Linked DNA regions of Homo sapiens: region 1 is linked to region 2. Evidence: read pairs that join two places in POLR2A ChIA-PET (ENCODE). Cell type or tissue: A673. All regions are shown on one strand. Links, peaks and the distances in the headings refer to the core of each region. The heading gives the core; the rest is flanking DNA. Region 1 overlaps IGF2BP2 (insulin like growth factor 2 mRNA binding protein 2). Region 2 overlaps ETV5 (ETS variant transcription factor 5).

Region 1 (8,572 bases), core at 3,759-7,758, 420 kb before region 2:
TCTCATGCCTCAGCCTCCCAAGTAGCTGGGACTACAGGTGTCCACCCCAACACCTGGCTAATTTCTGTATTTTTAGTAGAGACGAGGTTTCACCATGTTGGCCAGGCCAATCTCAAACTCCTGACTCAAGTGATCCACCTTGTCTCAGCCTCCCAAAGTGCTGGGATTACAGGCATGAGACACCATGCCCAGCCAAGACAGTACATTTTATGTTATGGTTGTTTAACCACAACTTTTAAAGAAGTTTTCTGAAAAAAGGACACAAGGAAGGGATGCCCTCTCCCTCAATTTGTAACTTTTTTGTGGGAATGCACATCTGAAATCACTATAGTCATCCTATTATAACCAAGGGAACGTGAGACATGCTGAGGAACGTAGAGCAGAAAAATGTTCTGGGTCTCTGGGCCCATGATTCAACTGACCTTGGAGCCGTGTGCCTTAGGACTTCTTGTTATGTGACATGACATCCTTTTCTTATTGGTTATACCACTTGTATTTTCTGTTGCTTGAAGACCAAAAGCATCTAACAGATGCATTACTACTGCCTCAAAATAAAGAGGGTGCTTGAAGAAGCTGCATTAGAATGTAACTTTCAGAGGATGGGCATTTTTGTCAGCTTTGTTCACTGCTGAGTTCCTGGCACATAGAATAGTGTCTGGCACATAGTGACTGCTCAATAAATATTTGGTAAATGAACAAAAAGAAAGTTTAGGATCTCTGTTCTCCTATATCTTCTACCTCTTATTCAGTCCCTTCAGGGCTCTGTCACCTACACAGGGAGGCATTCTCTGAAACCCCCAAATCCTTGTCCCCCTAAAACCCTCATTAGGACCTTCAGTTACATGTCATCATTGGATACTACATTTTTCCACTGTAGAATTTCTTTTTTTTTTTTCTTTTCTTGTTTTGAAATGGAGTCTCGCTCTGTCGCCCAGGCTGGAGTGCAGTGGCGCGATCTCGGCTCACTGCAACCTCCACCTCCCAGGTTCAAGAGATTCCCCTGCCTCAGCTTCCCAAGTAGCTGGGACTTCAGGCGTGTGCCACCACGCCCAGCTAATTTTTGTATTTTTAGTAGAGACAGGGTTTCACTATATGTTGGACAGGCTGGTCTCGAACTCCTGGCCTCAAGTGATCCGCCCGCTTCAGCCTCCCAAAGTGCTGGGATTACAGGCGTGAGTCACCACATCCAGCCTCACTGTAGCATTTCTTATAGCTGCACTTAATTACTTATTGGTGTAATTACTCATTATTTGTTTAATGAGTGTCTCTCCCACTGGACTGCTCCATCAAAGCAGGAACCAATGGGTGAAAAAATGGTATGTGGGGAAGGAAAAAAAAAAAAGCAGGAACCAAGTCCTGCTCATGGTTGTAGCCTCAACCTCCAGCAGTGATTAGCACAGTGTAGGCACTGAAAAATTTTTTTTCTAAGATATTCAAACTCTATCTTGGCTCTACATGAAAACATAAAAGCCCAAGTTGTAAATTAGTCTTTTTGACTAATTTAGAATTTTATTAAGTTGTTTGCACCTAGGTTGAAGAATCAAGGAAGGTGGCTGGGCGCAGTGGCTCACACCTGTAATCCCAGCACATTGGGAGGCCAAGGCGGGTGGATCACCTGAGGTCAGGAGTTCGAGACCAGCCTGGGCAACGTGGTTAAACCCTGTCTCTACTAAAATTACAAAAATTAGCCAGATGTGGTGGCAGGCACCTGTAATTCCAGCTGCTCGGGAGGCTGAGGCAGGAGAATTGCTTGAACCCGGGAGACGGGAGGTTGCAGTGAGCCAAGATCATGCCATTGTACTCGACAAGAGTGAAACTCCGTCTCAAAAAAAAAAAAGGAATCCAGAAAAGTATTATTTACTAAGTTCCCAGGAACTTGGATGAGAAATGTCTTTTTCAAATTAAACTGTGGCATTTGGGGGATTTCAAAAGCCCAAGTAGAATAAATAATTCATAATAGAAAGGATAGAGTCTCTTATGAAATCTAAGAATAGATTTGTAATGTTCTTCTTTTAAGGACCATTTTCATCTTGGTTTTGGAACACTCATGTTTGACATTATTTGATTCACCCCTCACTACTTCTCTATAAAACTGCCACCGCTACCCACAAACAGATTTTGCCAAACTGAAAATCTACTTTTTCTTTTTTTAGGGACAGGGTGGTGCTCTGTCACCCAAGCTGGAGTGTGGTGATGCAATCATAGCTCATTGCTCAAATTCTTAGGCTCAAGCAATTCTGCCTCAGCCTCCTGAGTAGCCGAGACTACAGGTATACACCACCATGTCTAACTAATTTTTTAAATTTTTTGTAGAGATGGAGGTCTCACTATGTTGCCCAGCCTGGTCTCAAACTCCTAGCCTCCGGCGATCTTCCTACCTTGGCCTCCCAAAGCACTGAGATTATAGGTATGAGCCACTGCACCCAGCATGAAAGTCTATTTTTATTGTATTATCTATTCCATCACCACTCATTCATTTATAATACAAAGTTAATTTGTTTGGTAAGAACTGTATTTGTCATTCAAACTGGGACAACCCTCATTACACTGTGGAATCCTATAATTACTTCATAAAATAAGGGGAAAGGGCTGGACATGGTGGCTCATGCCTGTAATCCCAGCACTTTGGGAGGACGAGGTGGGCAGATCATTTGAAGTCAGGAGTTCGAGACTAGCCTGGCCAACATGGTGAAACCTTGTCTCTTCTAAAAGTACAAAAATTAGCTGGGCATGGTGGCGCACGCCTGTAATCCCAGCTATTCGGGAGGCTGAGGCAGGAGAATCACTTGAACCCAAGAGGCGGAGGTTGCCGTGAGACAAGATTGCACTACTGCACTCCAGCCTAGGGCAACAGAGTGAGACTCTGTCTTAAAAAAAAAAAAAGGAGAGGGGGGTAGTGAGGAGGAAGGACAGATAGAAGAAAAAAGTGGAAGAAGAATAAAGCAGCCATGTGTAAACTAGTTTCTACTACTTAAGGAAATGTAATCCAATGTTAAGAGTGCAAACAATTTAGAAGCATGGTGGGAGAAATCTTTTCCAGGACAATAAATGATAGCTTTGGTGACAACATACTTTCTACACTTGCACTGTCCAATTCAATGGGCATTAGCTATACACATGGCTACCAAACTCTGAGTAAAAAAATAAAACACTCAGTTCTTCCACTGTACTAGCCACATTTCAAATACTCAATAGCAACATGTGGCTATTGAACAGTGCAGATATAGAACATTTCTATCATTGCAGAAAGTTCTATTGGACAGCATGAGTCTGTATGTTCCTCCCAATAATTACTATCAATGGGTGATAGAAGCATCAAAATCACCGAGAGACATGCAAGTGAAGAGACAGCCATATGTAAATGCAAAAGATCTACTTCCCACTGTATTCTACTTGGGAACAAATTTCTTAAACACAATCCCTCCCTGCCTCTGTTACTGAGTAACAGATTTGGAGTTTTTAAAAAAAACCTCTTGGGTTAAATGAGGGAGAATCTACTCTTTTTCTCTGTTGAGTGATCTGGGCATTGCATGCAAACTTACAGTTTGGTCTCATCTGCCTCTTTCTGCATGATTTCAAGAATCATGCGGCATGCTTCAGAAGTCCCCTCTGGGGTGGCATGGATGGTGACAGGCTTCTCTGCAGCTCCAGAGTTCTCTTTTCTATGGATATCTACCCTGTAGGAAAAGAATCAGGAGCCATGATTACAAGGTCATCTGGATAGGACCCTAGCCCCAAGAAAGCGTCACACCAACCCATGTACAGCAAGGACACAGACAGACAAGGAGGCGTCATCAGCACGTTTGCAATCAGTGCCATTCTCCAAGAAGGAGGCAAGCAGTGCAGGGGGTCTTGTGCCAAATTTTAATTATTTGCAGCTTCATTTAGAAGGGAACGGTTCTTACAGGAGTGCTGTAGGACAAAGGCACTAAGCCAACTCAGTAATGAAGCCAGTTTGGTAAATGAAGTATTTTGTGTAGTCTTTCAAATGACTGCAGAAGTGAAGAGTAAAGTGAGAAGGATAATACTGCACATTGGCACAGTGCCGGTCTCTGAACTGATTGCAGCTTTTAAAAGCCATATGTTAATCCAAATCCGAACACCAAATTCAAGCAAGCTTTATATATTTGAGTGTGGATAGAAAACAGAGGCATGCCCTCTCTCTGCCTAAGTTTTTGGTTTCCTTTCCATTGGCAGCCTGCCATTAAGACTAATGGCTCAAAAGCTTGATGACTTTATCAGACTTCTTTGGGTAGTTGTGGTCCTACCTGTTTTTGTTAACTTTCAAAATTACATAACTGATTATATCCTTTTTACTTTGGTTGTTAGAAAGCCTAGAGCCAAGTCTTTGGTTGACGTCTAAAAAATGGGCACACACTTTGAGAGCTAACCCCACTTCTATTTAAACTTGTTACATTTTTTTTTCAAGCCACCTTACACAATTTTTGCACAAAAAGACACAAATAAAAGTCACTTTCGCAGTGAACTTGGAGGAAAAGCCAGGGCTGATTTTAAAATAAAAGGATACCAAACAGTAACTTCCCTCTCTATTTCCTCACTTCTAAGATGTGGCACTCCAGACTCATCCATATCAGTGTCTATTATTTGGGGATAAATAAGACATTCTGAAGAAAATAGCATTTCTCTTTCAGGTTACAAGACACCCACTGAATGACCTGAATAAAGTGTACCAGCCCATGTAAATAATTATTATGTGTCAGTAATTGGGTGCTTTGCAATTTAAGTACTTTCATATTAATTATTTCACTCAATCTCCCTGATTGTGCTAATTGTCATAATAATCCTGGCAAAACAGACAGGAACCCTCTATTTATTTATTTATTTAGAGATGGAGTTTCACTCTGTTGCCCAGGCTGGAGTGCAGTGGCGCCATCTCGGCTCACTGCAACCTCCGCCTCCTGGGTTCAAGTGATTCTCCTGCCTCAGCCTCCAGAGTAGCTGGGATTACAGGCGTGAGCCACCACAACTGGCTGATTTTTGTATTTTTAGTAGAGACAGGGTTTCACCATGTTAGCCAGGCTGGTCTCGAACTCCTGACCTCAGATGATCCCCCTGCTTCAGCCTCCCAAAGTGCTGGGATTACAGGGATGAGTCTCTGTAATACAGAGGGTGCCCAGCCAGAACCCTCTTTTTATAGAAGAGGCAACTGATGCTCAGAGAGGTTAACATCTTTTCCAAGATCACAAAACCATTTAAAGTGCTACAACTTGAACGTAAGTCTTTGTTTTCAAGTCCCGAGCTTGCTTTATTACATCATGCTACAGTCTTAGGAAGATACAAAAATCAACAATTCCATAAGACGTTTTATTCACCAACTCTTACAATCAGTTCAGTCTCCTTGAACAGGGAGGAAACTAAACAGAAGGCCAGTGTGCTTTATTTCTTGCTTGACGTGGCAGTGACTCACCCACTTCTTTGTGAGACTACCTATGTTGTCACAAGAATGGCCACCCCCAGGGCTCTGACTCAGGGGAAGAGGAAGAGCTATGATGAGTGGGTTCTAGGATCCCGCAGAGCTCCAAACCTCTGCTTTTGTAGAAATCAATGCATCCATAAGCATTAGTTCGCTTACAGGAACAGTCCTGGCTGTGAGGTTATCAGTACCCTCTTTATGAACTTTTAGCCTCTCAGCATGAAAGCTTGTCACAGCCCCCAGCTTGATGTTAGTCTGTTAGTAGTCCTGTTGAAAGAAGCCACTGTCTCTTACAGCACAGCCCCCCACTGCTGATGTAAGCAATTGTGACCTAAGAGTGGCTGAGACCCACCAGCACGCAGGGGACCCCTCAGAAGGAAGCAAAGGAAGCCCCACAGGCACGTACCGGGACTGGGTCTGCTTAGTGATGTTCTTTATGGTCAAGCCCTCCTTTCCGATGATGGCACCAACAAACTGGGTGGGGACCAGGATCCGCAGCGGGAAATCAATCTGTCTGGCCTGAGAAGTGCCCCCAGGGGCGTGGCCTTGCTCCCGGGAAGAGTGGTCCCCACGCTGGGCTCGCTGAGGGGGCGAAGGGGAGCTCACCTCTTCATCCGGGATGTAGGAAATCTTGAAGGAGTAGTTCTCAAACTGATGCCCGCTTAGCTTCTCCATGGCTCTGAAATGCAGCAGGACAGGGGAGCTTCGTCAGAAACCAACATCAAGAAAGACCCTCCCGGCCGGGCGCGGTGGCTCACGCCTGTAATCCCAGCACTTTGGGAGGCCGAGGCGGGTGGATCACGAGGTCAGGAGATCGAGACCATCCCGGCTAAAACGGTGAAACCCCGTCTCTACTAAAAATACAAAAAATTAGCCGGGCGTAGTGGCGGGCGCCTGTAGTCCCAGCTACTTGGGAGGCTGAGGCAGGAGAATGGCGTGAACCCGGGAGGCGGAGCTTGCAGTGAGCCGAGATCCTGCCACTGCACTCCAGCCTGGGCGACAGAGCGAGACTCCGTCTCAAAAAAAAAAAAAAAAAGAAAGACCCTCCCGCAAGACTGGTTCATTCACTCCCATTTAATAGGTGCCTATATGGTGCCATGCCAGGCACTGAACATACAGTGGTGAGCAAGACAGACACCATCTCTGCTCCCTCAGGGCTTACGGTTAACAGTTAAACAAGTAATCACAACGCATCAGCCTGGTCAGGCTTCATATCCAACATTACAGCCTGGTTTCTCCACCACTCAAGGCCATTTCCCCCTTATCAAAAACTCTTATAAATATCAGTATAAAATTATGACTCATTTTTTTCTCATTTTAATCATCATACATATTATTGAAAATTCAGAAATATGTAAGTGCAAATAAAATCCTAATCCACTATCTTTACTGTCTTTCTTAAATATAAACATATTATTGCTTATAAAAATGGGTTAATATTGTACATACTATGTTCTAACCTTTAAAAAAACAGTTAATATTCTAAAACATTTTTCAATGTCACTAAGTACCTTTCAGTATAATTTACACATGACTCAACTGCAGTATCAGTATAATTTTTAATGACTGTTTAACATTCTATTGATTTACCATAGTTTTTGCAACTGATCCTTTATAGTTAGATATCTGTTGTATCCAACCTTTTACAGTTACACACACTGTCACCATTGGCATCTTTGCAACTACAACTTTGCACACAGGACAAATTCCTAGTAGAATTGTTAACTATTGCCCAGTGGGCCCCTGGAATGGTTTCAACATTTATGATCCCATAGCAGTTTAGGAGAGAGCATTTGTGTCCTTGAATCTTCAAATGCACAGAGCGCTGTTATTTAAAGATATTTATCAATTTGATAGGGGATAAATGATATACCACTATTATATTCTTAAAATGACACACGAAATACACTATCCTTTTCACATATTTTTAGTAGCATTAACCCAATTTTACTAGGTTAATGTCTAGGACTTGTAAATTTATTACAAAGCAGCACCTTTTGAATTTAATAAAAGCAATAGAGTAATATCATGTAGAGAGGTCCACCCAAGCAGCAGCTAGATAAGGGCTGTGGAGTTGAGTTGTTGGTGTATCTCCACTTACAAATGTGTACAAGGTAAAGTTAACACTAAATGAACTATTACCTTTTTCTTTTTTTTTATTTTTTTCGAGACAGAGTTTCGCCCTTATTGACCAGGCTGGAGTGCAATGGCGCGATCTCAGCTCACTGCAACCTCTGCCTCCCAAGTTCAAGTGATTCTCTTGCCTCAGCCTCCCGAGTAGCTGGGATTACAGGCATGCGCCACCACGCCTGGCTAATTTTGTATTTTTAGTAGAGATGGGGTTTCTCCATGTTGGTCAGGCTGGTCTCGATCTCCCAGCCTCAGGTGATCTGCCCACCTCGGCCTCCCAAAGGGCTGGGATTACAGGCATGAGCCACCACGCCTGGCCTGAACCATTATCTTTTTCAATGCAAAATTAACATTTTGAAAACTAGCAGTATGAAAATGGGTTAAATATCTTTGTATGTTGAAAAAGAACACTATAATCCTGGGATATATAGCCAAGGTTATGCCACACCCATAAAGCAAGACCAAATGTGACCATAATTCTAGTTATAATGACCTGACAGGCACTTTAAGGACCTCCTACAAAAAAGGAACTTGTTTTTGTTGTTCTTTTAAAGATGGGGGTCTCATTATTTTGCCCAGGCTGGTCTCAAACTCCTGGCTTCAAGTAATCCTCACCCTCCCAAGTAGCTGGGATTATAAGCATGTGCCACCACATCCGGCTGTTGTTGTTTTGAGAGGCAGGGTCTTGCTCTGTTGCCCAGGCTGGATGGTAGTGGTGCAATCACAGCTTACTGCAGCCTTACCATCCTGGGCTCAAGTGATCCTCCTGCCTCAGCCTCCCAAGTAGCTGGAACTACAGGTGCAAGCCACCATTCCCAGCTAATTTTTAAATTGTTTTTTTGTAGAGACTGGGTCTCCCTATGTTGTCCAGGTTGGTCTCAAACTCCTGGGCTCAAGCAATCCTCCGGCCTTGCCCAAAATGCTGGGATTACAGGCATGAGCCACCATGCCTGGCCTCATTGTTTTTTAAGAGACTTGATCTCATGTCCATTAACAGCTAAGCTCAAA
Region 2 (8,572 bases), core at 2,199-6,198:
AGCACCCTCCCAGCAGTAAGGTACTGGGCTAACTAACAAACACTTTGAAAGTAACACTGTAAAACCTGGAGTCAAAGAATCTCTCCTCCATGTTTTCCTCACGCTTTCATCAGCATTCTTTTCTACCTTCAGAACTACTGATTCCTGAAAAGTATAAACCAATGGCCTTGTTTTCCCTCAAACCTCTTATTTTTAAAGTGCCCACTGTTTTCTTTCTTACCTTGCCAAACAAAAAGACTTTAGGATGATCCTTTTGAATAGAGGTGGCCCAAGCAAGAAAACGTGGTGTTTTGCTACACCACACCTAGGACCAAAGACCAAAATGATGTACCCTCTCCAAAGGAAAGGCACTGCCTCTACTGTACTAAACTCACACATTAATAAAGAAATCCAGCTGAATAATCTCATCGTGAAACAGGATTAAGATCAATGTGTTTTAGGCTCAAGGGCTGTCATAACAGTTAATCCTATTTCCCCAGCCGTCTATTGCAATGTATTTATGAAAAGTCGATTTTATCAGTTAATTAGCTGGTCCTTAGGAAATTACTTGTACTTCCTCCAGTTGTTCCATTCTCTTTGAAACACAGATCTAAAAAGAACACTTCAAGGGGAAAATGGGGTCATTTGGATCTTAAAACAATTCTCTAGGCTGTATTTGGTATGGAGGCCATGACTTTGAAATAAGATTTTTATCATGCTCTCTACTCAGCATAAAATATCTTAGTTATTCAAGATGCTAACAGGTATATATTTATAATATCATAACTGAAATTAATAAGTGAGATTAAAAATCAGACCCAAAATGTATATTTAAAAAACTGCTATTTATATATGCTAAAATCTAGTAACACACTCTTTAAGTACCCAGTCAGTTCAGAAAAATGAATGGAACACATCACCTTACCCCGACTTTGAAACACTCTTGAGTTCCAATCTTATCCATGGCATAGTTAGTTCTATGAAAATGTGTAGTAAATATGTACATACATCTATGCACTGACCCAGATTCCCTGGTTTAGCCGCTCTATGTGTTAAGGTACACATTTAGCTACATACACAGTTACATAGATATATACACATGCACAAACACTTTTTCATATATAGGAAATATGTACACAGTTTTATCTGTATACACACGAAAGGTGTCTTCTAGGAAACATGGCAGTTTTCTTTTGTTTTCGTTTTTTAGAGATAGGGTCTTGCTCTGGTACCTAGGCTGGGGTACAGTGGTGTGATCACTACTCGCTTCAACTGTAACCTCGAACTCCTAGGCTCAAGAGATCCTCCCGACTTGGCCTCCTAAAGCACTGAGGTTACAGGTGTGAGCCTAAATATGTCAGTTTTTTATAATTTTTTTCTTTTATAATTACTCTCTGTCTTCCAAATCCTAGATGGAAAAACTCAAAGCATGAAGGTATTGAGTAACTTTCTCAGGATCATAGAAGGAAGAGAAGTGAGTGCTGAATTGGACAGCCAGAGGCCTCCCAGATGCTTTCCTGAACACCATCTCCAGGTATCTGAAATAATGGAGACCCTGAATACACTTGAATATGCCACTACTCCCTGGCTCTGCAGCTTTGTGAGAGCTTCTTTAAGAATATTATTTTATACATCTTCCTCTTACTTCACCTAAACCTTCCCATCTGCCCCCACTACTGGTCAGTCTCTTCAGCTATTTGGGAATAGCTGTGAAAGGAGGGGGCTGGGCAAGCTTGTCTCTACAAAGGACATCCAACTCAAGCAATCTGAGATCTTCAGAGTTACTTCTTAGGACCAAGGGACAATGAGGTCCACTGGTAGAATCCCTATGATCTATAGATTTCTATTCCCTTGAATTTGACCTTTCAGAGTCTCCATGCTTTACTGATATCTATATGTGTGAGGTAGAGGTGAAATCTGTACAGCTAGAAGTAAGCTGGGCATTTCTATAAGATATAAAAGCAATGGTTTCATTCACTCAAATCAGACTTAAGGATGTATCCCTATGGGCAGGAAACCCAATTCTAAGAAACTTACAAAATATAATCTCTTTAGAAGTTGAACTTTTAGTGTTTAGAGAAAAAAAAAAGCCATAATCTTTAAAACTGACATTCCAAAATAAAAATATTACCTACATTTCTTAGTATTTCTCTTTCTTTCATGTATACAATAAATTTACACATATACAATGGAAAATTATCAAATCATTATTAATAGGAAAGTGTATTACCAGTGGCCACTGGTAAGAATATTTGTTACAGGCCGGGCACAGTGGCTCACGCCTGTAATTCCAGCACTCTGGGAGGCTAAGGTGGGCGGATCACCTGAGGTCAGGAGTTCAAGACCAGCCTGGCAAACATGGTGAAGCCCCGTCTCTACTAAAAATACAAAAATTAGCCAGGCATGGTGGCAGGTGCCTGTAATCCCAGCTACTCGGGAGGCTTAGGCAGGAGAATTGCTCGAACCTGGGACGTGGACATCCCAGTAAGTGGGCCGAGATTGCGCCATTGCACTCTGGCCTGGGTGACGAGCAAAACTCTCTCTCCAAAAAAAAAAAAAAAAAAAAAGGTTTGCTTTCCCCTGGCAAATCTAAGTTTGGCTTATATTCATTGGTTAAGTGAGTCAAACCAACTCATAAGGTTTCATTAAATTTGAATGAGTTTTCTTCCCTCCCCTGAAAAAAATCACGAGCTCTTCCAGAAAATGACTGGAGTGAAGCTGGTCCTGAACTCGAGGCTGTGGAAAGCGCTCATGGAAAAGTAAGTGCATGCAGCCGGCTGTGGGCTCTGCCAGCTCCTCCTCATGCTTCTGGCTGTTGGTCTGAACTGCAGGCAAACAAACTTGCTTTTGCAAGAATGAATGGCTCAAAGATGCACCACCCACATTTGTGTTCTTGCCTTGCTTCTTAAGCAAGTTATTCTATTTGAATCTATCCCTTCTTGAAGCTCTACCTCAAGAAATAAAGTCAGAGGGAAAGAATCATTAGAAGACCTTTTCTAGGCTAGTCAACCATCTCTTTTATCCTTAAAAGACAGAAAGGCTCAACCTTAGGCAGTTAAAACAAAAAGTAAGCAAAGTAAAAAAAACATCATACTTGGTAAGCAGAAACATCTCCCAAATTACCTCCACTTGAGGTATGGAATTTTAATTAAAGAACTTAGCACATTCTATTTGCTGAGCAGAAATTATTTCTAAAGAGCCAAAACACATTTATTGATTTCTTCACTTTAGCCTATTCCCACAGATAAATATCTCTCCAAATATAAATCCTGCTTGCTGACAAAGAACATACCCTTGCTTCAGCACATGCAATCAATTTGAATGCAGCCATCTCATCTCCCTTTTAACTCTTTTGGGTTACAGAGAAACAAACAAAAGTGTCATAAAAGCATTTCAAAGAACCTCTGCCAAGAAAGCCACCTCCCAAACAGACTGCAGTTTATGCTGCTCTGAGCAAGAACTGGAAAGGCTGGGCCAAATTGTCAACACAGAACAAAGTTGGATTACAAACCCTGTCTTTCATCTTGCAAACACACACACACACACACACACACACACACACACACACACACACACACACTTGGATTATCTTTATTTAGTCTTTCAGTGGCAAGCTTCCCAATCACTCGAAAGCAATCAAAGGGCAATAATTAACATGCATTTACTCTCCCATAGAACACATCCACAGCAAGCTGTGACAAAGCTAAGGTAACCATGCATGTGTGTGTTCCAGTTTATTCCCTTTTACAGTTTCATGGCATTGTGCCTTGGACATGAGGCCTATCATTAAGGAATGTTTAGCTGTTACCTCTGCTCTTACATTTAAAAGATTTGGAATACCCAACTTTTTACTTAGAGAGAGACCTAAGATACTCTCTCTCCAGTGGCATTTTTACACACATACACCCACCTACCCAGAGATAAAACAAAGCTGGGAAGAATCTGTTGGTCCAAAATGAGAAATTGAGTCCTTGCATGGCTCAGGTGCTTGCTATTATAAACTATGACTAAGAGACATGAATTTCTCTATGATGCAACTCTCAAGAGAGGCAGCATTTTCTCCAGGCCTCTCTTAAACCTGCTCATTCGCCAGTGACTAATGCTCTCTAGAGCAGCCCTGTGCTGCTCAAATTTCATCAGCCGGCTTTGTCCTTCATAACTCTGCCTAGACCATAAAAGCTCCCAAACCTGTTGAGGACAGCCCCAAAAGATCAGTGCAAAGTAACCATGCCCCTGCCAGTGTTGAAAGCCATCTTTTGAGCTTCCCACTGCATTTTCTCTCTAGTAATGAGCACTTAGTGGCCATTTTAAGAAAAAGTTTCTCTTCTCTGAAGAGAAAAGCCACAGCAACTACACGAAAAGTAAGAGTAAATCAGGCCACTCTGTGACCACCCCTTGTCAGCTTAGGGGTAGAGACAAAATTGACAACATGTTGGATGAAGCCAAAGTTAACTGGAGTTTTCCATTAACTATTTTCTGCACCTTTAAGAAAAAGAGAAATATCAGGTTCATGATTCACATCAAGGACTTAATTTATAAAACAAACCCCAAAAAAGCCATAAAACAATGTGTGATTAATAGATGCTTGGCCTAACACCAAATATATTTTGTCAGTTAATTTATAATTTTGAGCTTAAAGCTTTGCAATATTCTTTTTTTTTTTTTTTTTGAGATGGAGTCTTGCTCTGTTGCCCAGGCTGGAGTGCAGTGATGCGATCTCAGCTCACTGCAACCTCCGCCTTCTGGATTTAAGTGATTCTCCTGCCTCAGCCTCCTGAGTAGCTTGGATTACAGGCGCCCACCACCACACCTGGCTAATTTTTGTATTTTTAGTAGAGACGGGGTTTCACCATATTGGCCAGGCTGGTCTTGAATGCCTGACCTCAAGTGATCCACCTGCCTCAGCCTCCCAAAGCCCTGGGATTATAGGTGTGAGCCACTGTGCCCAGTCAGCTTTACAATATTCTTAAGGTAAAAAGAAATTTAGGATAAAATTATGTTCAGTAAATCTTACCTGCAATACAGTAGAAATACTTTAGAAATAATTTTATTATGAAATAAAAGTTTTCAGGGTTAATTCTGAATTATTAGAAGAAACTAAATGCATACTACTGTCTAAATCTGGCCATAGCTGAAAAAAGCATATTCTAGACATGGATGATCTAAGACCAAACAATTTCAGAACAAATGTGCCATCACCAGAAAGGTACTTACGGTTATCAGACTGAAAATCTGGGACAAACTGTTCATCATCAGGAACTTGTGCTGGAAAATAGATTTTTATTTTAGACCTTTAAGTTTTATTAAAAAGCACAGTAAAATGTTTTATATGGAAAATAGGACATCCATGAAACTTGCCTTCAGCTAACCAAGCCTCTTGAAGTTGACTGAGATCCTGAAATAGCTCTGAAATTGAAAAAGAAGACCCCAGAATGAGGATATTTCTTTCGCTAGGGAGAAGACAGGGAAGAATCTACACGCTACTGTCACTGGGAGCAGGGAAGCCACAACATAATCAGGGAAAGCTTTACTACCTTCAGAATCGTGAGCCAGATCTGTGTCCAAAAACTTCCTCTTTCTGTCAATCACAGGCCGCCCTCTGCATTCCTCAGATCGAGATTTCTGAAAGAGGCCAACAGAAAGTGAAGGCTCAAGTGTAGTAAAGAGGTCCACAGGGGGAAGACTCATATTGGAGAGGGAGGACAAAACAAACCAAAAGCCACATAAACTTACCCCTGGGACCATAAAAGGGACTTGCTGATCATAAAACCCGTCCATGGTGCTTTCAGCGTCTCTAATACCACTTTGAGAGGTTTCAGCATTGAGTAATTTCTGGGGGAAAAGGGATCCTCCTGTAATATGAATTTGGGAGATTTTAACTAAGAGGGGGGAAAAAAAGAAATGAAACAATTTTAGACTGCCTTTTTTTTAGGGCCTGTGCAAAATTATTACCCTTCTGTGAAGTACTTAAAACCTACTCAAGGTGCAAGCTTTACACACCAATGCCGGGCTTGATTAATGGTATCAGAGGTACAGGATGTACTCCGTGCCAAATCCATTTACCCAGTCATCATTTTTTCTTTCTTATTTAAATCATTAAAATTACAGATTTGCTACTGTCTGTTCTCTACCAAAACAAAAATAAATAAATAAAATAAAATAAAAGGGTGATTTCAAGATTCTCTCATATACTCCAGGGCATTTGTAGTAGGGTTTTTAAAAAAGAGATAATTTAATTTTTGACAGTACAGTGTCAGGAAGCAGAGAAACTGGGTTTAAGTATTCCAAATTATTGGCAATTAAAGATCTGACATACATGGTGTTTCCAAAAGCATTTTGTAGGTCACTGTTAAAACACTATATATAGTTCCTGGAATAAATTGATCAGAGGTATACTTATCTTCACACACAACTCTTTATTTAAAAGAGGACTAAACAGATATAGCATCTGTAATGTCACAAATATCTCCCTGGTTACTTACAGAGATATTTGTGACATCTCCAACTTCTAAAAGAGTAAAATGTCTATGAAAAGTAATGGATTAAAAAAACTAATTCCATTGCATGTGGTACAATGCATCTCTACCAAAGGTCTTTTAAAACTTAGGCTGTTTCATATAGCGGAATCATTTTTTTCTAGACATACCCCCCCACCCCCAAATGAAACTCATTTCAGGACGGGTAAGTGTGTGAGTCTGGGGAAAAAGGGTGGGGTTAGAAGGGAGAAAACTTCTCCTAACGTGAGTGGAATAAAGTAACAATTTCAGGGAGGTACCATCTTCCTAAACACTTTTATTCTTCAAATAAAAACACCGTTAAGTCAACAAAAGGTGGAAAAACATTAATTTCACTCACTCCAGCTCTAAGCAATTCAAAATGCTTAAAGGTCAACTTCTTTTGTTTGACATATACACAATTTTAAACAGGAAACTTTTCCCCCGGTGAGCAATTCCATCCAATTTGTTTTTCACACTGTGTGTAGCATATCAAATTTTTCATAAGTGGGCAGGATACAAGGACACCCTTCACAGCCAGCATCCTCCGCAGCACTTTGGCCCAAGGAATCAGATATTTTCAAAGTCAAAGGAAAGAGAGGAGCAAAATAGCACACAGTTCATAACTTCCTAGAAAAACACTCGCGCCAGCCTGCCTGCGTGCCCCGTCCAAACACCACAAGAAATGTTCAGAATAACGCCTCTCTCAAATGCCACCAAACCGTATACAAAATCTGAGAAACCTCAGCAGTGAGTTGAGGGGCATGAAAGAGAGAGTGCTCTGTCGCTTAGGAAAATCTGTCAGATTAAATCATGGCCTAAGACATTTTGTGAATGTGTTAGGAGGAAGGGGACAACCAGTAGAAGACGGGAGGGGGAGATATTTTTCAGTCTCATGATGAAATACTTCACCCGGAAGAGCAAAAAAAATTCTAAAAAATTAAAAGAAATAAACTGCCATAAACGAACGGAAAAGAGGCATTCCAGGGTTAGAAAAATTGTATTCCAAGTATAATTTTTTTAAAAGCCTGAAGGAAAGGCTCGAGTTCATCCAGGAGTTTAAACCACTTCCTTTGCCCCCCCACCACCCGCGCCCCGGGCGCCCCCAGGAAAACTTTAGCACAGCGCAGCGGCGCGATCCAGGCCCCTCCCCTGTGGCGCGCAGCGGGCCCGGTTTTATGAATGGGAGAGCGAGCCGCGGCCGCCACATCAGGTAGAGGCTGTAACTGGATCTCTAGCGCTGGGCCCCATTCACAAAACAAGACACACTTCCACCCAATTCTCAGCCTTCCCCATTCATGAAAACTCCTTCAGCTGCGCCCCCGCCCCCATTTCCAACGCACGCCCAGCCTCCGACGCAGGCCCCTCACCCCAGCGTTTTAGGAAGAAAGCTCAATGCTTCATTCACAAAAAGGGAAGAAAAAAAAAAAAGCCGCAGGGAGCAGCGAGCCAACGAAAGAAACCCGCTTCATTCATAAAGTCACCCACATTCATAAAAACGAGGTGCGGCGCCCGGCGCTACCAACCGCTTCCAATCCCCCCACCCCCAACATCTCTCCCTGGCACCCCCTCGTCGACCAGGAGTTCGGTTCCCCCCCGAGTTTTCTCCACCCTCTGAAAATGCGGCCGGAACCCTAATCCGCTGCGAGGCTGCAGCATCTTTCGGTGCTGTCCCCTCCACACCCGTGTTATCCCCACCATCCCCAGGCCGCTGTTCCGGTGCGCCCCGATTTTCTCGAGTCGCCGCACAGCCGGACGCCCTCAGCCTGCTGGGTGGGAGCAGGGCGACTGGATGTCCACTTTCCACCACCTGAAACTTGCAAGGCCTGCGTAAGTTCCTGGTCGACCCCCGCCCCCGCAGGCTGCACTTGCCTGTGTCATTTACCCCCTCCCGGTGCTCTGGGGGGCAGCGCCTCTCAGACATTCCCCTCAAACTGCTTCCCGCCCCCTCCTCCCAACTGCGGAGCTCCGCCAAGCGTCTCTTCTCGCGAGCCTCCAAGTCCCCTCGGGGCTCTCGAATCTCCAGAGACTGTGAAAGCCTCGCAACTCCGCGATCCCCCATCCACTCGGGAGCCCCCGCACTCGCGCTCCGGGGCGCC

The links. Peaks named below come from ENCODE experiments on the same cell type or tissue, not always from the same donor. Only the 100,000 strongest peaks of a DNase experiment are listed, where the experiment ranks them.
Region 1: POLR2A ChIA-PET joins it to region 2 with 5 read pairs; 1 of 35 experiments calls an interaction of 5 or more read pairs at or near these places.

The regions. Positions count from the first base shown.
Region 1 is chr3:185,683,515-185,692,086 of GRCh38, forward strand. It overlaps IGF2BP2 (insulin like growth factor 2 mRNA binding protein 2), which reads right to left. Exons shown (of 16, transcript NM_006548.6): 6 at 5,841-6,113; 7 at 3,543-3,677. Among named protein-coding and RNA genes, the nearest start is that of IGF2BP2-AS1, 25 kb to the right of the region's middle. RefSeq lists an enhancer at 4,955-6,154 and a silencer at 5,810-5,987. In A673, for the core only: no CTCF peak of the experiment used is centred there; DNase peaks (open chromatin) are centred at 4,107 and 5,467; H3K27ac peaks cover 1,338 bases.
Region 2 is chr3:186,100,112-186,108,683 of GRCh38, forward strand. ETV5 (ETS variant transcription factor 5) reads right to left here. Exons shown (of 13, transcript NM_004454.3): 2 at 5,713-5,831; 3 at 5,514-5,601; 4 at 5,338-5,385; 5 at 5,194-5,244. The coding sequence starts at 5,757. Among named protein-coding and RNA genes, the nearest start is that of ETV5, 4.7 kb to the right of the region's middle. RefSeq lists enhancers at 7,701-7,760, 8,519-8,572 and a silencer at 8,531-8,572. In A673, for the core only: no CTCF peak of the experiment used is centred there; a DNase peak (open chromatin) is centred at 4,100; H3K4me3 peaks cover 393 bases; H3K27ac peaks cover 1,592 bases.